Regions from separate parts of the Homo sapiens genome. Here region 1 is linked to region 2. Evidence: chromatin loops called from intact Hi-C (ENCODE). Cell type or tissue: Caco-2. All regions are shown on one strand. Links, peaks and the distances in the headings refer to the core of each region. The heading gives the core; the rest is flanking DNA. Region 1 has its middle 1.5 Mb from the start of GRIK2. Region 2 has its middle 1.6 Mb from the start of GRIK2.

What was found. Hi-C counts contacts between places; a loop is a spot of excess contacts. Peaks named below come from ENCODE experiments on the same cell type or tissue, not always from the same donor. Only the 100,000 strongest peaks of a DNase experiment are listed, where the experiment ranks them.
Region 1: a loop joins it to region 2, with 8 times the contacts of the local background. A loop is called at or near these places in 1 of 110 quality-filtered maps.

Annotation. Positions count from the first base shown.
Region 1 is chr6:102,848,620-102,859,934 of GRCh38, forward strand. No RefSeq gene overlaps it. Among named protein-coding and RNA genes, the nearest start is that of GRIK2, 1.5 Mb to the left of the region's middle. In Caco-2, for the core only: no CTCF peak of the experiment used is centred there; DNase peaks (open chromatin) are centred at 4,832 and 5,102.
Region 2 is chr6:102,950,665-102,961,979 of GRCh38, forward strand. No RefSeq gene overlaps it. Among named protein-coding and RNA genes, the nearest start is that of GRIK2, 1.6 Mb to the left of the region's middle. In Caco-2, for the core only: no CTCF peak of the experiment used is centred there; no DNase peak of the experiment used is centred there.

The DNA.
Region 1 (11,315 bases), core at 3,926-6,425, 100 kb before region 2:
TACTTAGAAAAGAGTTGAATTTTCTGGAGGTGAGTGTAGGAATGATTGCAGCTTATGTGTTATTGTGAAGTGATGGGAGGGGTGTCTCTGGAATCATATGGAAAGTTCTAATATTTAATGTGGATGGGTGTGGCTCATAGCACACATGAACTAAGGTATCTAAAAATTGAAATGCGTGAATATGTTTTCTGTATTTCTATGAGACTGTTCTGTGTGGTGCAGTTTGCTGCATTCATTTAATGCTTCTCTGGAAAGAAATAGCACATAAGCAATCAGGAAATTTGCATTATACTCAAATTGTTCTGTAATATGTCAATTGCATAGGAATGAAGGCCTTTTTGTAAAAGCACGTGTTGTGTAAGCACTGACTATAACTAGAAATGTGACCTGAATCATTGTTTATGCCTTTATGTATCCATGAGTCATTTTCTGTATTTTCTATTTACTTCCTCTGATCTATTTGTTTCCTGAACAAAGTTATATGTCCAGTTTTTATATTCAATGGTATCAATTTTCTATTTTCTTTTTAAGTATATTTTGACCTTTTCATATATTTTATTGTTAACATACATTTTGCAATTTTTATTTAAGTTCTACAAAGTCCTGGTGCACTCTCATTAAAAAAGCACTAAATATATAAAGTGAGAGGATATATTTTTGCAACATCATGATGCAGCTTCCCCAGCCCCTAAATTTCGTGGCATTTCTGACTTAATTCAGACTAGTAACCCTGAGATACCAGTGTCAGCTCTAGAGTTACCCTATCAGAGCACAATTCCATCTGGCTTTGGAAAATTTTCATTTATCTTTTGTCACCGTAATAGGTAGAACTAGGCCATTCTAGCACATTTCTGAGAAAATACTGTGAGTTGGGTGGAACGGGAGGACAATATATTCTTGTCGTCCATTTCCCACATTCCTAGGCAGTGAGTGAGGGTTTCTGAAGAGACCCCAACTTAGGGTACAATTTAGGGTCTGATAGTTGTTTTTTTTTAATCTTTGTTCCATGGCTTTAAAGTTAAAGACTCCAAAAATATTTTATTCCTTTTGAACTTAAACAAACATGAAATTATGATTAACAAAACAGAAAAAAGTACTATAATAAGGATAAAGGTAAGGCGGTAAGTTAGAACAGGAAATGGAACTACTAAATCGAGCAAATGTAATTAAAAAATAATACAGGAGATAGACAATTGTGCTAAGTTAAATAGTGGGTTTTATTTGATAAACAGAAAAGTGAAATAAACATGACAGATTGAAAGAATATTGTAAATCAATGTTTTGAGTGATGGATCGTCATATGTGTCTATTTTTTGGAACATGGAGTCATCCAGAATAATTAGAGGGTCATGAGTTTAGAGGAAAGTATTGAGATAGGAGTCTGAAGTAGCAGAATGGACTTAGTAGACTATACACGAGCTTGCATTGAAAGGCACTAAGACACAATACATTAAAGCCACTAGAGGGAGGCCTAGGCGGGCGGATAACGAGGTCAAGAGCTCCAGACCATCCTGGCTAACACGGTGAAACCCCGTCTCTACTAAAAATACAAAAAATTAGCCGGGCGTGGTGGCGGGCGTCTGTAGTCCCAGCTACTCGGGAGGCTGAGGCAGGAGAATGGCGTGAACCCGGGAGGCGGAGCTTGCAGTGAGCGAAATCGCTCCACTGCACTCCAGCCTGGATGACAGAGCGAGACTCCGTCTAAAAAAAAAAAAAAAGCCACTAGAGATGTATGTCGAATTATGCAAATATTATGAATATGAGGAAGAGAAAGGAGGATTTACTCATGTGAAAACATTAAGGAAGTAAATTCTGTCCAATACAAAGGCAAAGAGACCTCATAAAGGACTTGTGAAACTAAGGTATAAAAACTTATGTATTTTGTTAGAGTGAGACTTTGCCCCAAACTTCCTAGGCTCAAAGTCAGCTCCAATATATCCCAGCTGTCAAGATCTTAAGTAAGTTAGGTAACATCACTAGCCTGTGTTTTTTCATCTTTAAAATGGGTTAAAGATAATAATACTTCATAGATTATTGTGAGGTTTCAAAACAGAATCAACACAAATAAAACAGGAATATTTCTGATACATAGAATGTGATTCATAAATATTAATTAGTATTTTTATTTTGATTATCATTGTTGCTGCTGCTGTTGTCATAACCTCATTCTAAGGAAGAGGGCAACAATGTCCCTTCTCTGTATTAGTGATCCACATTCATTTAAACCTCTTTGTACACCTCTTCTATTATATTTATAACTTACTATAATACTTTTTGCAATTTTATCTCATCACTTCAAGTCACCTGCTATTAATGCAGAGCACACTGATACAATGAGAATAATACCTATTTACTCATAAAGTTATAAAGATGCTCATTTAAAAATATTTTTATCTAGTCAGTTTTCTTCAATCAGAGTTCACTGTTGCTTGACATCCTAAAACCTAAGGAAATTCTCTGGAGTTTCTTTCCATATTGAATATAAAGCTCTTATTTATTTAATTCAAACTCAGTTTATGCTCAAATATGCTTTAATAATAGACCTATGTAATTTTTCCCAAATTTAATTCTCCTTCATTTCTCTAGTATATTTAAATGAAACAAAACTTTTAGGGACTAGCTTAAATAAACAAACTTTCTCAAAGCTATTTATCATAAATGTGTTGAACAAATAAAAATCTTTGCTCTGGTTGAAATGCACTGTGGTAATCAGGATAACGTTAAACATGACTGTCACAATCACATTTAGATGACCTATCTTTGTTTTCTCTTCCCGTACTCCCTCTCTCTCAGATTATCCACATGAAAGCTTTCTTTGTATTCCAGTTAATCTTTTCCCCACCTGAATCGAAAATGCTACGTCTCCCATCACAACTGGCTTTTGAAAATAATAATAATAAAGTTACAAAGAAAGGATTAGGATAATAGGCTGAGAAAAAGAAACACACAGAAGAACCAGCAAGAATTAAAACTCCTGTTTATATTTGTGTGTTGGCAATAACAATCAGGAGACCAGCAAAAAAATAGATAGGAAACAGTTTAAGCAGAACACAGATAAATAAATAGAATGTTTTGAAAATTATATCCACATTGAATGCATTTGGAAATTTTCTATGGTGTGCCAACTTCTTTATAAAATATATATATATATATTTAGATTTTCCTCTTAGAATTTAATCACATTAAATTTATCCACCCTTCAGGGAATATTTTATACATTTAAAGTTTGCCATTGGAGTAATAAATAAAAGACATGTTAGATTCTCTACTCTATTTTTTAAAATGTATTCATTATGTCTTTTATTTATTGTTTATGACATGAAAACTACAAAAGTTGCATTCACGGAATTGTCTCACTTACATTAAAATTAATCAAATTCGGTAACAATTTTGTTCAGTTTTCATTGTGGGGGAAAATTTCCTGTATGTAAATGATGGTTTAATATAAATAAATGGGTAGAATATAATGGCATAAACATTATTTTTTGAAAGAGTTTTTGTTGAGTACGGAAGTGTTAAACTTATCCTGATTGGCTTTCAGTGGACATGGACAATTTTATTCAGAATCCAAACACTAAAACATTCCAAAATGGGTCAGAATTTTTACTGATATTGGAATCTCTCTATATATATCAGATGAGCAAATGAAAAATAGAATAGAATAAAATAGATGACTGTAGATCACAAACAAATGTAATATTAGGTGACAAAAATATCCTTTCCAGGGAAAGATACCATGTTTAACAAAACTTTTGAATTATAATATACATGTATGTGCTATTAGCCTTACTCCATTTGTACACACACATGTGCACACATACACATACATGCACACACACACATATCTGGCACAGATAGGAACTGGTTTAGAGGCAAGTAATTAGGAGTAAGAATAAATGTATGCTGCCTAACTATAGAAGATTTTACTGTGCTGTCCAATGGGATATATAATTGAGATAAGCATCCACTAAAAATTTTATAAGCTGTCTAAAAAAACTGCGTAATTTTGACTGGGGGGTCATTTCATGGGATGCATATGTATGTATATTTATCAAATTATATACTATAAATATTGGCATTTTATTAAGGTCTTTCTTAATAAAGCCCTTTTTTAAAAGAGTGAACAAAATAATGTCTAACAATGAACTTTATTCCAAGCTTGCCTAGTTATCAATCCAGTGGGAATAAATTCTGGTAAGCTCTTTCTCCATTTTATATAAAATGGCAGAAAGGGGGCAGATAAATTGGATTATAAACACATTTTAAGGAAATATTTCACTTGTTTTTAAGATGACTAATAATCTGCTAATTGGTTTTACTCTAAGGTGAGCAAATCATTTAATTAGTTAATTAATTCACACATTTATTTCACTTACAGATTCCTATCCTATGAGTGTTTATAAAGTAATAAATTGTTGTTTGTAGTTAGGTTGCCAAATCTTAGACTAGAAAAGTAAAAACTTAACCATGTTTAACCACATGGGACCCTAAGTATCAGGAATGGACAGGCTGAACCCCAACAGTAAGATGTTCAGAGAAGTAGTGAAAAATGAAAGAGTGGCCTAAACAGAAAATAATTTTAGAGTTTTATCTAAATCAGTCATGACTTCTGCTCCAGGTTAAGCTTACCTAATTTTACTCTAAAAGCCATATGATTAAGTGTGCCCAACAATAAAAGCAGAGTTTAGTCAAAAGGATTATTCCGCTATTCCATAACTGTATATCAAGTTAATGACAAATAAAATTCATTTGTTACATGCACTACTTTCCTTCCACCAGGCAAGGGAGACAGCATGGTGTAGAGGCTAAGAATGCAGTGACTGGAGCCAATTAGGCTGGGTTGGAAACCTGTATCATTGCTTACTAACTGGGTAAACTTGGGCAGGTCACTCAGCATCTCTGATAATAATATTGACTTAAGCCTAGGATTGTTACAAGAATAAATTGGTTAATATGTGTAAAGATCTTAGTACTAGACTCAGAATAAGTATCATATAAATATTACTGTTAATTATCACCATGAAAGCACAAGGCTTACTGAGATTATATGATTAACTTACTCTGCAGTGGAGAGGAGGAGGGTAAACAGAAGGAGATTTGACCAACAGCTGCTGCCAAGCTTTATGACTCGGAGGAGATAAGGGTTGTAGATGTATTTATTATCTTCTGTGGAAAGAAAAATGATCTTCTGTGGCAAAATTCAATCAAATCTACATTATCTAATTGAAGCACATCCAAGGGACACATTTTGTTTTTAATAGAAACATTAATCTGAAAGCAGGCTTAATTTTTTAAATCAAAAGAGATTTGTAACAGGGATATGGCAAACAAAATTTATTTTCCTTATGGAATGTAAAAATAGTGTACTGTAAAATAATCTTATTTTGATTTGCACTATAGCAAAAGACAACAAATGCAATTTGCTAATTCCATTTTTCCTCTAACACTAAAATAGGTAATCATAAATTGTATAGTATTGAATTTGGCCAAGGTCGGTCAAAGCTCACATAGTCTTCTGATATTTTAATTTCCTAGGTGAAATGGTAAGTTTTCCTTTTTTAGAAAAATATATCTCCCATGACTCTCTATTTGGTAAAAGTTTATATATTTCTTATTATATATTTATCTTATAAATAATGAATAATACACCCATATCTCTAACATAGGGGGCTGATTTTAACTAAAACTTCTTTCAGAACTCAACTAAATTATTTTGGAACTAAAGACTGTTCAAATTTCAATTTATATTTGTTTGATTTATTCATTTTATTCAACTATTACTCACATCATACCCAAATTGGTATTTTCTGAAGTAGTCACATTTCCAACAAATGAAATCTACTTCATGGCAAACGATTTTTATCATAGGCTGAAATCATAAATACATTTGGTAAAGAAACAAATTACGAAGAAAACTTGCAATTTCACTATCAAACAAAAAAAAATCTAACATATAGGCTCCTGTCAATATTTTTCTTTCATATCACACTGAAGTTTATTGTTTTGTTTAAAGCAGACATGCTAATTAAAAAATATTTTCTAACATAACAGTTTTACATTTTCAGAGAAGAATTACTTTATGACCAAAATTGTAGAGGTATGATTAACCTTAAAACATTTTAATACATATAAATGAATATTTTACACTTTGTATAAACCAATTTGAAAGTAGCATTGAAAAGCTTTTTGTTGTAATTTTTAGTTGAGGTATAATTTATATAATGTAAAATGCACAGAACTTAAGTGTTCACATTCACGAGGTTTGACAACTGTATTCCTCCAAATAGCTACCAACCAACACAAAATATAGAATATTTCCATCACCCAAAATGTTTCATCATTCCTCTTACCAGTCAATCTGAAGTACCACTCTCAGTGGTAGCTCCTTTATCTCAATATAATGTTTTTAAGATTTGTTCATTTTTTTGCCTGTATCAATAACTCATTTGTATTTCTGGATAGTATTCCATTGCAGGATATGTAACAATTTGATCTTTATTAATCTGTTGATGAACATTTGAGTTGCTCACAGTGTGCAGCTATTATGAATTAGGGTGCTAGAAATTTTCCTGTATAAGACTGTGGAAACCCATTTTGTTATTTTCATTTTTAAAATGCCTAGATTATGTTGTAACTGTAAATTAATATTAAGAATGAGTTAAACAATTATTAAAGTGCTACTATTTAACAATTCTACCAGCAGTGTGTGGGAGATGCAGTTTCACATTCTTGCCAGCACATTTTATTGTCAATTTGAAACATATATCAATATAATTAATTTTAGTATAAAAATAAATAATCTAAAATACTTAAAAATCAACCAAAATTTTGTAGAGTTAATTCTCATTATATGTAGCTTTAAAATATATTTTCAAGTAATATTATTATTAACCCTTATATATTAGTATTTTAATAATATCTTAGTATTAGCTAAACATTATTCTTTCTTCTCCTCAAAAGCTTTATTCATTAGAGGATATGATGCTCATCTTGAATTAAATTTTGGCAATTTTCACCATGTCTTTTTCTATCAAAAATATTTTACATTTGGTTATTTATTACATCTATTAATAATGAATAGATAATTGAATAATAAATGCAATCATTAGCTTACATTAGATACAGGAGATTCATGATAGTGCTGCTTAAATATTTCTCAAGAAATTAAAATTAAACTGCATCTTAATTATATTATATAATAATATTATTTCAGAATATTACAAGTAAATTTTTAGAGATCAAGTCATACAGCTGGATATTTAGGATCCTAAACATACTTTCATTGTTAAAGATATTCTTCAATATTATTAGAGGGTCAATTTGATTAAATAATAATTAAGGCATATCGTGTGTAATATCTATTTGAGCTGATCTCAATTACTTCACCACTATTATACATGCAATAGGAGAAATAAACACCACATGTGTCTTTCTGTAAGTGGCAGGAAAGGGGAAAAATATGAAATAAGATGAACAGAGGCTTAAGAAGCCTATTATTATTTACAAACCAAGCTTTTGTGTCTAACATAGGATTATTAGTCAATTTAGAGCTGGCCAAAAACTTGAAATAGATATAAAAATGTCCTCTTTGTTATTTTAAAAGCAATGCACCCCTCCAAAATAATCTCTTTTCCATTTTAATATTCTTACGTTTTAAAGATTAAAGTAGTATTTGTCCTGCTCCCCACCATCAGATTGGCCTCTCCCATGGGTATACTATCTAATTCTACCTTTTTCTCCATCAAATTTGTACTCTACCTTTAGGATTCATCTCCTTAAGCCACATATCTTACGTTAATCCTTCCCCAAAGTAAGGTTCCATCTCTCTCCTCTAAATGTGTATAACATACCTTTCTATAATATATTTAATTCATTTTGCTGCCTTTTAGTATTTACCATCAATTTATTTATATTTACCTTGTTACCCCATATTTTTTGTTATTCTCTTTGTATGCCTTGTAGTAATTAGCTCAGGGCCTTACATGTGTGGGTAAAAACACACTCATTTTGTTAAGAAAATATAGACCAATTAAACCCACTTTTGCTCTGAAAAGACAAAACAGAAACATTCCTTGAGAGACATGTTAAAACCAGCTTTGGGCATGTCTATATGTAGAAAATAGAGAGCCAGAAGAAAAAGATTTAAAGGGCAGATGAAAGTGCAAATGATATTTAGACGATTGCCAGAATGAAACTTGAAAAACTGACAAGTTCTAATGGAGAATTTTGCTAAAACAAGAGTTCTGTAATAATCAGACGTACTCGAAATATAGAACAGGTAGTCTCACTGTACTAAAAACAATTGGAATTCAGGGGACACTTTTTAAAAATTAAAACCACTTAACAATGAGAACACATGGACACAGGAAGGGGAACATCACACTCTGGGGACTGTTGTGCGGTGGGGGGAGGGGGGAGGGATAACATTAGGAGTTACACCTAATGCTAAATGACAAGTTAATGGGTGCAGTACACCAACATGGCACATGTATACATATGTAACAAACCTGCACATTGTGCACATGTACCCTAAAACTTAAAGTATAATAATAATAAAATAAAATAAAAATAAAAAAATAAACACATTCAATAAAGCCAAGTGAAATCTTTGGCTCACAGTAAAAAAAAAAAAAAAAAATTAAAACCACTAAAGAAAACAATTATAAATTGAATTGACGTTTCTGAGTTAAAATTTTCAGGTTAGCATTATTGTGCTGCCTAGATTTCTTAATTCTCGTTAAGGAAGAAAATTGTTCTCAAACTACTCTCCAGATCTGAGGACATTTATTTATATGTAGGATTGTCATATAAATTTAGACCACATGAGGACCTCTAAATATGATTTAGCTATCTCAAGGAATCAGTAGATAATTATTCTATATCAGCCAATATCCATGTTCTAAACATATAAAGAGAAAGCCTACCATGACATTAAAAAAATTATTTTGTTTTACCTGCTTAATGCTATTTACTATAGAAAACAATATGATGTAAACGTGTTTTATGGGTATTCCAGCCATAAGCATTCAGATATTAAAGAACCTAATTTTAGGACAATTTTACTTACTGGATCTTGCTGGCAGTACTCTAGGGAGGCTTTGACCTATAGAATTTTACAAAATATAAAGTTTTTTATCTCATAAATTAATCTCCTTTCAGGAAGAAACAACTTTTCATATCATGGATAAAGAGAAACATTTATTTTCATGAGTGTGTTAGGGTTCTCCAGAGAAACAGAACCAGTAGGAGATATGTGATTATAGAGGCTCAGTCCTAAAAGCTGCCATTTACCAGCTGAAGAACCAGGAAGGCCAGTGGAAGTCCTGATATTCTGAGAGGCAATGCTGGAGATCCCAGTCCCAGACTGAAGGCCTGAGAACCAGGAGCACTGAGGGCAGTAGAATATAATCGCCCTAGCTCAGCTGGTCAGGCAGAGAAGGAATTCCTCCATCCTTCTTTGTACTATTCATTGTCTTTGGAAACACTCTCACAGGCACATTCAGAAACTATGTTTAACCAGCTATCTGATTATCCATTGCCCCGGTCAAGCTGACACGTGAAATTAACCATCACAATGTTTCCAAGGGGATGCTAACCATGGTATGTGTGTGTATGTGTGTGTATATATATATATGTATATAAAGAGCTCTCTTGTCCTCAAGCTTTAGAATCAAGCCACCTTGTTTATCTTATCAACATTTGTCTTGATATCATTTATTAACACAGTCAAAGTGTCCACAAGTCATTCATGTTGGTTTCAGAATTACAGTATTAGATTTAGCTAGAGATCCCTAATCAATGTATTAAGTATTTAACTATCCTGCCCCACTTCCACTCCCTCCAAATAGGTCATGAAACAGGTCTCTCCCATATATGACAAAAACTTATGAACCAGTTCAATGAACAAATCATCAATGTGTTCCATCCAAATTTACAAACTTTATTTCAATGAATTCCTTGTTATTACTGACTGAGCTATTTGACATTAAAATTTTTTCCTGAGAATACCTCTGTCATATAAATGAAAACTGATTATCTAAGTCAGGATGCACACCCACACACAGACATGCACGTGCACACATACATGCACTCTCATTAAAGGTAAACTATACATTTAATATGCTTGTATCAATATGTAATTTTACATCTTAATTGCATAAATCAATAAAATATATAAATATAATATAATATATAAATGTAAACTCAGTTTTGACCACCATTGTCCTTGAAAGTTATTTACAGGTAAAACAACAGCTACCAGTTTCAATTTTATAGTCTTAATTAATTGCCTACCATTTTAACCTATTTGATCTTTTGATTTCCTTTTTTTTTTTTTTTTTAAAACAGAGTCTCACTCTGTCACTCAGACAGGAGTACAGTGGTGCGATCTCAGCTCACTGCAACCTCTGCTTCCTGGGTTCAAGCGATTCTTCGGCCTCAGCCTTCTGAGTAGCTGGGACTACAGGCATGCACCACCATGCCTGGCTAATTTTTGTATTTTTAGTAGAGATGGGGTTTCATCATGTTGGCCAAGCTGATATCGAACTCCTGACCTCAGGGGATCTGCCCACCTCAGCCTCCCAAAGTGCTGGGATTATAGGCTTCAGCCACCACACCCAGCCCTTTTGATTTACTTTTGTCTTAAGTGTCATTGTCAACTATGTGCCTCAGAAATTTTACAGCCTTTCTCTGAATTGATGCCTTGATAAATAACATGTCTACTGCATCATTCCTGACCTTTCTGTAAATTTTTATAATAACTCATTCTTCTGCACTCTATTCTGTGGAATATTATAGCATAGAGGCTAAGAGTTCAGGCTCTGAAATCAGAATTCATGTAATGAAACCTCAGATTCATCTATTTAGTACCTCTATGATTCTGCCATAAAATGTAAGAGCACAATAAAAAACAGAATAAAGGAAGAAATTAATAAACATATGCAAGAGAGTAAGAGATGATCACATGATCTTTAAAGAAAATGTGTTAGTGGTAGTTCTCCACCAGAATATTTTATTCGCTAATTTTCATATGCTTGTTTCATATTCTGTTGTGTAGCTAATTAAATTATTGAAAGAAATGATTGACATTTCTATCTCACTCTGAATTTTCACCAGTAACTGTTCTTTCTCAGAGAAAGAAATATTAGTACCTAATCTAAATTAAAATTATCAGCCTAAACTTTTAAAATTTAAGTAGATTTTGAAATCAGTTTTAAAATATAGCAATTTGGCTTTCATTTCTCAACTACAAATTGAACCTTTTACATTATATCTTGAACATGAAATTCTGTAGGGCTGCTATTAATTCAGATTGG
Region 2 (11,315 bases), core at 4,288-6,787:
ATAATAGATGTACCTATTCATGGGGAACATACGATATTCTGATACAGACATACAATGTGTAGAAATCACATGAGGGTAACTGGGGTAACCATCACCTCAAGCATTTATCATTTCTTTGTGATAGGACCATTCCAATTCCACCAATATTTAAAAAGATACAATAAAAAATTGTTGATTATACTCACCGTTTCCACAGAAGTTACTTTTTCACACATTTATCTACTGAAAAACATCTAAGTTGCTTTCAGTTTTTGGTGATTATGATAAAAGTTGCTATAAAAATTTGCATGCAGGTTTTATGTAAACATAATTTTTTAAATTACTTGGGTAAATACCTAGGAATGTAATTGCTAGAGTGTATAGTAAGACTACATGAAGATTTATAAGAAACTGCCAAACTGTCTTCCAAAGTGTATCTGTCATTTTGCATTCTGAGCGGCAATTTATGAGCATTCCTCTTGTTCCACATCCCGTTGACTGTATTTGTGCATTTTTCCCCTGATAGGTAAGACAAGAGGCCTGGAGGGAACTGGAGTGGGACTAATCTCTTCCTCTAGCTATGATAAGGCTGTAGCAAAGTCTTTTCTCCTGAATAGGATGCTTGTGTTATATATATGATTCTAGATATTGATATCATTCACGTGATACTTTTCTTATTTCCCTGTCAGAGCCACAGGGCATATTTCTCAGATCTTCACTTGTATGAATTGCTACTTAAGTGTGCCTACCAGTTTATGGTTCCAGTCACTTCTGCTCCATGTAAGTAGATCTAAGCTGTGACTATCTGGACTTTCCTGCCTCTCAGATTTTGAGGTGGTTTTTTTCTTCTGTAACCTCAATTTTCTGATGACTCCAAGAAAAGTTCTTGGTTTTCAGTTGGTCTGAATTTTTTTATTGTAAGTTTGAAAGTGATGACTCCCAAGCTATTTACTTGTCAGAGATGAAACCAGTTCTCTAATTGTTATTTTTATAGTCTTATTTCCATGTCATTTTTTGTAATGCCTAATGATTCTTTTATTATTTTACCTACCTGTCTTCATACCCTAACACACATACACCACACACACACACACACACTCTCTCTCTCTCTCTCTCTCTCTCTGTAGTGGAAATTTAACAGTTTTATCAATGTTGTCCAGGCCCATATTATTTCCTCTACCTCAACTAAGGAAATACCATTCTGCTGAGCTCCCAGAATCCACTCTGACTCTCCTTGTAATCAGTGTTCTATTCTGCAATCTGAAAAATTTAAATCAGATCACATTACGTCTCTTGCTTACCACTCTTCAAGGGCTTCCTATTGTGTTCATTATAAGGATAAAACCCCATATCAAGCTTCTTCAAAGTCTCATATATTTTGGACCTAATATAATATGTTAAATATTTTGAATATAGGAGGTGAAAAGAAAAAATATTTGTTAAATTTAACAATAAGTTTTCAAGGATTCCAAAGAGTTTGTCTTTGAGATTCAAACAAAATATTTTGAATCACATCTCATTCATGGGGGAACATCCTTATCTTCATAATTCCCTAATCTCTCCAGAGATTGGAGGTAAATGGAAGATGTTCAAGGATGTTAGGCTTTTTGGTTGTGTATTTGTTTGGTGGTTCTATCTACAAAAGAACTTTCGACTTGAATGTAAATTTAGTTTTTGTATTATATATGACTCTGGAGCAGCACTTTCTCTTCCATGTAATGCTACATCAGAGATGAAACTATGGCCTTTCCTCCTTATTTTCTACCAAAAGCAAACAAACAAATTGAGACTGTGTTACAGGGCATGTAGCAGACTCTGTTGAGAGTTTAGAGCCACAGGAGAGATTTGGATTCAATCAACATGAACAACCAATACATAAATAAATAAATAACACATATTTCTCATAGTTTTTCTATCCCTCTCATCCTATTTCTCTACCCTTCTCTGACTCTCAGGATTTTCTTTTCCCTTTTATGGAGAGCATATCCTGGGCCTCTCCCTGATACTCTATTACCTGCCCTTTATAATTCAGAACAATTTATCTCAGCACACGCTCTTTAGTTCTTTACATAACAGGCATAAAGGCTCACTAAAATATGGATTATCATCTACTCTAGAAATCCTTTTATTTTTTTTTTGAACTAGGACGTGGCAAATTTTCCATTGTTCCTATCTTCAACTCCTAGAAATCAGTGTGAGGCAGAGAAACCAGTTTAGAGAGTTAATTCCTGACCAGCAGAAATGAGGACTATTTAGTTAAGATAAAAATGGTCATAGACAGTTTGGTTCTCAAGTATGTTTATTCCCTCCTTCACTGATATCAGATTGCATCATGATATATTTTTAAATACCATATATAAATATCTATAGCTATGCTGTAACTGCTTTAAAAATAACTTGCACATATACCATGTTGAAAACTGTTTACCAAAACTGTATTAGGAGGTATAGGGAAAATAAAGATGTAGATTTTATGGATTTATGTATATAAAGCACTCAGCACAGTATTGGCTTATAGCATAAGCTCACTAAAAGATAGCTGTTAAAATAGAAATGTAAAAGTCAAATATATTGATTCTATACCAATTTCACCAAGACATCTTCCAGCCTACACTGGAGCACCTCATTGAGAGGATTAGCACATTGCAGTTTAATCTACCCAATTATGCTTACATCTTTTGGTAAAAAATTGTTAAAGGAAGAAAAATGACATATACGTGTGTGTGTGTATAAGTATGCATAATGAATTAAATTTGAATTAGTACATACAGTATATATACATACATGTGTATATTTATATATACACATATACATTTATTATGTATATAATTATTTATATGTCTATATACAAATATGTATACGTATATATAATGTATATGTATGTAGTATGCATAATGAATTAGATTTGAGTTAGTGCATACAGTATATATACATGTGTATATGTGTATGTATACACACATATGTATATTTGTATATACACACATATGTATATTTATATATACACACATATGTATATTTATATATACAAATATACATTGTGTATATAATTATGTATATGTCTATATACAAATATGTATATATATATAATATATATGTATATATACACATATGTATATATGCTGTATCTGTATGTGTATATATACACATATGCATATATAGTGTATGCACTAATTCAAATTTAATACATTATGCATACCTACCATACCAAGCCCTGTGCTAGTCTCTGTGAATATTACATAAACAAGCTACGATATCCATTCTCAGGAGTATATTACTACTCACCTTTAAACAGAAGCTCTAAAAGTACAAAAAAGAAATCTGGTTCTTGCCTTAGGCATTGATTAAATCAGAAACAACGACCAGGAAATAAAATAATGTAAGTGGGTTCTGCTGAACTTAAAACAAGAATCTTTAAAATATGTATACTCATGAACACAGTACATTTTTATCTTCAAATTACCTGCTGATGCATTTCAGACTAATACAATTTTACTGAAAATCTCCCCACTCTTCAAAAGAGTTTGAACCTGTATTTTGAGGGAAAATAGTTATTTATCATGATGGGGGCCCTATATTAAAAATATTAAAATTATCTCATATTAAAATATTTGTATGCTAACTAGCTTATAAATAACATATGAATCAAAATACAGAAAAAAGGGTCAAATATTAGACAAAAAGCTGAAACTATTTTTGAGACGATTGTAAAGACTCTGTATTAGATTGCTAGGATTGCCGTAAGAAAATATCACTGACTCGGTGGCATAAACAGCAGACATTTATTTTCTCACAGCTCTGGAGGTCAGAAATCTGAAATCCAGTTGTGGGCCAGTTTGAATTCTGCTGAAGCCTCTCTTCTTGGTTTGCAAATGACCTCCTCACTACATGTTCACCAGGATCTTCTGTGTGTGTGTGTGTGCTTGTCTGTTCTCTCTGTGTTTTAATATACTCTTCTTATAAGGACACCAGTCATATAGAGCCCACCCTTAGGACCCTATTTTGACTTAACTACTTCATTAAATGCTCTGTCTCCAAACACAATCACATTCCGAGGTACAGAAAGTTAGGAATTCACCACATGAATTTGGAGGGAGATTTAATTTATTCCATAACAGACCATCTCCCCAAGAAAGTTTTTCTTCTTTAAAAAAAATTCAGTAAGCTACCATAAATTATATATCTGTATAATTGTTCAACATTCAATAAATGTGTAGCCATATCAATATATATATTCATTGTCTCCCTGGCCTATATTATTCCCTTAACATTTCATGCCTCCCTGTTCAGTATAGCAGTTCCCACAGTCTGCATTATAATTCTCTGCCTGTCTTCCCCTCTAAATTTCCCACACCATAGCAACAAGCACGATGCCTTATTCATCTTTGGGTATCAGATCATATCACAGAGACTTCTTCATAGGAGGTTTTCAGTAACAGTGTAAATATGGTTTTAAATTTGAAGGCAACACAAAAGAATAAAGTAAAAATCATTTTTATATTACCACATGTCAACAGTATCTAGCACAGTGGTTAGCAAATGGTATATCTGATATATGTATATCTATGCATAGATATACACACATATACATATATACACATATATATTTCACTTTTTAAAAAATATACCTGCTTTGTATTCTAGTTGTTCACATTCCTGGGTTTCACAGCATTTAATACTAAAGGGATCTCCTATCTTCTATCTTGTAATGTTGACTTTATCTTGCAGATCTCCTATCTTGTAATGTTGACTTTAATATTTTGTGGCTTAGTTCTCTCTGCTCCTAGGAATGTTTGGGGTTTATATATCCCAAATGAACTTTGGTTTATTATTACAATCAATTACAGAAATGTGGCAATATTATTTTATAACCTTATAAATATTTTTAAGAAAAGCTATTGACAATACTAAATGTATAGGTCAAAGACTATAAAGAAATAAAAAGAAAGTTTTATTTGAACAAAGAGAATAACCCCTTCCCTTTTCTTTTCACACTATAGGTAACTATTAACTAGATTTCCCTATACTCAATTTGTGCTTTTGGAGAATTTTTATTTTTTCATATGGAAGGCTGTACATGATGAAGTAGATTTGTTTTTCATGTGAAGTACTTCAATAAACACAGGAAAACACCTCATAATTAAATTGAATCTGACATTAAACTAATAAATTAGTATATCTCATTAAAAAGTTTTACATCTTTGACAACTTTCTTCAAGTTATTAGAAATTATTTTTCATCTAAGATTCTTAATCATAAAACAAAGCAGGACACTGAAGCATTTTTGATAAGGTGGGAAACTAAACCAAAAGATCAAGAGCCACAACAAAAAGGAACACCAAGAGAAGATGAAAAGAGACAGTGTTGATAATGTAGGTTTAAAAGATTAAGAGCTGAATGGAATAGAATATTTAGATAAAAAGAAAACCACAAAGAGACATCAGGAATATGACAACAAAGATGCACAGGAAGGCATAGTCAAAAATTAAAAGGGAGTGAAGGTGAATGCATGCTTTACAAAAATCCAAAAAAGAGAACAAAGAAAGAATGACAGTAAAGATAAGAGAGGGATCAAAGATAATCATGTTAGGTATACAAACACAAAGGAGAAAACTCAACTTAATCCTGTCAAAATAAGGTTTTTGAATATCTTGAATACAGGTGAATATGTCAGATTACCTGTGAAGTTTTCAAAAAGGAACATATAATGATTCTTGAAAACAGACTTTAAAAGACAAGCAGTGTTTTAGTGGAATATTAAAAATACCATTGAAACATATAAATAAAATTTAATAAATTGACTTGTTATTTAAAATCTACAGTGTTGGAGGACATATTTTATTTATGTACTTGACCATAAAAACATGTTTATAGAATATTTTACTGACAGTTTTAGCATAAAATATAGATTTAGAATTCTTTTCTATATGCATTTTTTATTTTCATGTGTATTCTACAAAGTTGAAATACAAATATGTATTTTTAATATTATCATTAAAAATAATTGCAAGTGTTTCTTCAGTTTTATATAATCCACGTGTCACTTTGCAGAATCACTTTGTTATCAAATTTCTTAATACTGGATTTTGCTATGAAAGGCAGGGTACACTCATGTAATATGTATGATTTATAATACAGCTCACATAAGAATTATTATAGCAAAGGTGTAAAAGTAATACATCCTGCATAAATTTAAAAAAATTGCTTAAACGATCTGACCCAATAAAACATTCATGAATGAAACTCAATTTTCTTATGACATCTTCAGCAACTGAGATATTTAGAAACATTTTAAGCTGAATTTGCATAAATTATTTAAGTCTTTATAATTTATACCTTAATTAGGTGTATATTATGTAAACATTTATTATTTTATTTCATCCTCCAAAAATATACTGATTAATTTTTTTTTGTTTTCTGTTTACTTGTCTTACTTTTTGTAGAATAGCTCTTAATATCATATGAACTATTAGTTTCTAGTGAAAAATAGCTTGGGACATGCTATACTATAAGTTTCATGAGAACCAGAACCTAGTCATCTATTGCTTGCTATTCTTTTGACATCCCTCAGTAAATAAGTGCAGAAATAAATAGAATAGAATATCAATGTCTACATGAATTCAGACAAAGTGTATGCAATGTAAGAGGACAGAATCGTTCACAAACATCATGAAAATGATTTTACTGAATTATGTTTTAGCATATCATTTGCAAACATGGAGGAATGTCTCAAACAATACTTCCATGAAATTGTTTTAGTACATATTGTTTATATTATTGAGAATACTGTTCTCTACATTGCACAATGTCTTCTTTATAATAACCTGAGTGATAAATAGGCATCTTGCCATAGGACTAAAAAGTTTTTCTTCTTACAAAGAATTTTCTGTCCTCTTCTTTTTCCCTCCTCTTCCTCTTTTTCCCCGTCCTTTTCCTACTTCTTTAAAATTATGATTCATATAATTAGTTATGTCTTCATTAACGCCATTTATGTCTAGGATAACAAAAGCCAAACTTTTGATTCAACTGTAAGGCACAGGCATATCAGGAGATATAGTTTACATGTATTTTGCATACTACCTTTATTTAGATTTCATTTCACTTATAAATTCATTAAGAAATATTTATTAAATAATTACTATGTTTTCAATAGTCTTCTAGGCATTGGGTATATAAAAGTAAGTAAAAAATACATAGCATGTCTTCAGTCGTGTGGGGAAGCCTCTAGTCTGAAAAATTGTATTTTCCAGAATTGTTTCAAATTCCTCTGTTTACATATTATTTTTCCCCAAGCTTCACTCACTTCAGCTAGAAAATTCCACTTGGCCTCTAGTAAAAGCTAAGTTTCTGAGAAATAACTCCACATAGAGATACAGGGATACCTCCCCGACTCCCACTTCTTTATATTTATTTTTTCTCTTGTCAAAAGATCTTCTATATTGCTGTAAACCTGAATGCCTGAGAGCTTGAAATTTTATTTTTTTGTTTTTGTTCTCAGAATTTTTGTTACCTTTCTTCATATCTTCAGAGTATCTTCCTCTCCCTAAAACCCTATAAAATCTCTTCTCTGGCTTAATCACTTTGAAGCAGTTTCTATGGAAGTTGTCTTCTCTGTTACACTTTAGCTAACAATGAGTGACTTTTCATCACTTCAGTTCTCCATGTTTATTTCAACAATCAATATTGGCCTTCCACATTACTCATTTATTACTTTCAAATACTATTTTTCATTAACTCTAAGGTACCATAGATTGTAACATACATCTATTCCATGTACTGGTATAAAAGAAAGAATACTCTCAACTAAATTTTTCTTATAATTTAGAAGTTTTATCCTCATGGAAGAACTCAGACTTACACAGATATTTAAAAATAATATTAATTCCACACATGTATAAAATGAATAAGACAAACAAAATACATTTATTATAATATTCTTAATTATTTTTCACATTTGAGGTGTGACTCTTCTGGATCACTTTTTGACTTACAGCAGGGGCAGAAAATTCCTCTGCCTTCCTCTAAGAGTCCGAGATAGATCCAAGAATTAAATGGACATAAAGTATATTAACAAGAGAAAATCATAGAAATTTACCTAATGCAAGTTTTATGTGAGATAGAAACTTTCATAAAGAAATGAAGACCCCAGAGAAGTCAGAGTCAGTTACTTATACAGGTATACTGAATTGAACAAACAGTGGTAAATTGTAAAGAAACAACTAAATTACGTGAGGAGCTTAGAAGATGTGATGGTTAGTATTGAGTGTCAACTTGATTGGATTGAAGCATGCAAAGTATTGTTCGTGGGTGTGTCTGTGAGGATGTTGTCAAAGGAGATTAACATTTGAGTCAGTGGTCTAGGAGAGGCAGACCTACCCTCAATCTGGGTGGGCACAATCTAAGCAGCTGCCAGAGTGGCTAGAATAAAAGCAGGCAGAAGAACATGGAGGGTTGAGACCGGCTCAATCTTTGGCCTGCATCTTTCTCCCGTGCTGGATGCTTCCTGCCCTCAAACATCAGACTCCAAGTTCTTCAGCTTTTGGACTCTTGGATCTATACCAGTGGGTTGCCAGGGGCTCTCTGGCCTTAGGCCACAGACTGCACTGTCGGCTTCCCTACTTTTGAGGTTTTGATTCGGACTGGCTTCCTTGCTCCTCAACTTGCAGACATCGTATTGTGGGATTTCACGTGGTGATCCTGGGAGTCAATACTCTTGAACAAATTCCCTTTCATATGTACATCTGTCCTATTAGTCCTTTCCCCCTAAAGAACCCTGAGTAATACAGAAGATAAGTGTTATTTTGACAAAGTCGGTATAGAATTCTTTGTTTTTATTTTCTGTCTTGAGAATAAGGATGTTGCCTTTCCTTCTAGTATAAGTGAGAGTGTCTTTCACAGGGAAATTTCATTTTCTGCCCTTAAAAAATAGCATGAAGGTCTAAGTAGTCTTTTTGCAGCTGTTGTTTTTCAAGTGTCTTTAAGTAGTCAATATGCTAGAATGACATCTTCTAACACCTTTGTATATGTATGCATATATGTGTGTATATATGTTTATGTATATGGTGTAATTCTCTATGTACCATTTGTAATGCTACATTTCTTATAATAGTGTTCTACTTGCCTCTCTTAAGATATTTTCCAAGACCCTGACAGCCTCTCTACATATTTGGGTGCTAAAACTTACTTAATTTTACTGGAAGGCTTAATGACAGGTATTTAGATAACAACTAACATTTATATTCTTTCCTCTGAGTGCTTCTTTAATAATCTCTTGATTTTATAACAAGAAGTTGCAAATATATTGTTCACAGTAGGACAAAGAAATCCATACATGAACAGGCAATAAAATTTTCGTGACTGCCATCCGATCAACAATGTTAAGATATCACTGATTGAATTATGTACCCTGACATTAGAGATGTTAAAAGTGAAAAAAATGCATTAGGGATTTTAGGATTTTCCACTCACTGTTGTTACTATTTTCCTTAGATATCTCACTTCTCATTAGGCTATATTGCCTTCATTCAAAAACTACACTGAATTCCTTCAAGGCCAGAATTGAAGGTGATGGCAGTTTTGTATCTATGGTTCTGCTGCTATGTATTAAGTCTACTCTCTGCTATTAAGATTGTTTTGGGCTCTTTCTGATGATAATTTGATTCCTGTTGTTCAGCATGCATTTTGTGCAAATAGAGTAAGAATAATTGCTTTCCCCTCACAAATGATTTCTACTAGAATCATACAAAGAAGTCAGTTCTGTTAGCACTGTTTGTCTCTATAGCTATCTCTCCAGATTTTGGTGCAGCTTTAGTGTAGGACTATGTGAAGTTTATTAATAATCACACTCAGAAATCAATTTGAATAGTGACTACTTCCTTAGTTGAAGTGTTTAAATTTTCTTCAGGTCAATTTCATGCTCAGAAGTTTTTGGTAATATTTTTCTCCCCCTTAAAAAAATATAATCTCTATTCTCAAAGAAACTGATAACTCCCAAAGTCATTTGTACTGCCTCTCTGAGAAAATTTAATATGGCCTCTGGCAAAGAAGTTGCAGCTTGACAGCTAAGAATTTCTTAAAGCCTCAAAGGGGTAATTATTTTCATCCCTCTTTATCTAGAGCCTCATCGTATGCATACCAGATTTACACCATCTTGGCCGGGCGCAATGGCTCACGTCTGTAATCCCAGCACTTTGGGAGACAGAGGTGGGCAGATCACCTGAGGTCAGGAGTTCGAGACCAGCTGGTTAACATGGTGAAACCCTATCGCTACTAAAATTTCAAAAATTAGCTAGGTGTGGTAGCAGGCACTTGTAGTCCCAGCTACTTGGGAGATTGAGGCAGGAAGATTGCTTCAACCTGGGAGGTGGAGGTTGAAGATCCTGCCACTGCACTCCAGCCTGGGTGACAAGAGCCAGACTCTGTGTCAAAAAAAAAAAAAAAAGATTTACAATTTCTTAGTGATACTTATTTTTCGGTCTTCTCTTTTTTGTATCCTTTGATGATATAGGATTCGTCTACCACAGACAGTTACGATATTTGACTTTGTCTATGTAATAACTGTATTCAGGAAGAGGAAATAGTTTCTGCTACTGTCTTGTACCAATGTAATGTTTCAGTCAATGATGAACAACATATATGATGGTGGTCCCATAGGATTATAAAAGACCTGAAAAATTTATATCACCAAATAATGTCTCATAGTCATTGTAACATAGTAGTGCAACACTTTACCTTTTCCATGTTTAGATATGTTTATATAGACGAATATCATTGTGTTATAATTGCCTATCATATTCAGTACCATAATGTGTTATACAGGTTGGTAGCCTGGGAACAATATCATATAGCCTAGGTGTGTAGTAGGCTATATCATCTAGCTTTGTGCAAGTATACTCTATGCCATTCACACAATGACAATATTTCTTAACAACAGAGCATATCTCAGAACAATATACCTGCTGTTATGTTACAAATGGCTGAACTTAGTTTGCTCTTCAGAAAACACCAAACAAGCCTATCTTCTAGATTTATCTCTTTCATCTCTTTCTGCTGCTTTTCTCGCATGATTTTATGTTTTTCTTCTTCATTTTGCCCCAACACACCTGAATTTCTTTTCTTCATTTTTTGTCATTTTTTTCCATTCCTTCTTCTTGCTGCTCAATGTAATGCAATTTTTGGGGAGTTTTCATTATAAAACTTGACAGATTCAAAATGGAATCACTTGTGTCAAACTCTGGCAATTTGGAACCTGAGAAGATGTTGAAGAAAGGGCTCACATGTGTGATTTGCCTGATAACAGAAAGTATCACAATTTTTTTTTTCCAAACCATATCTATCAG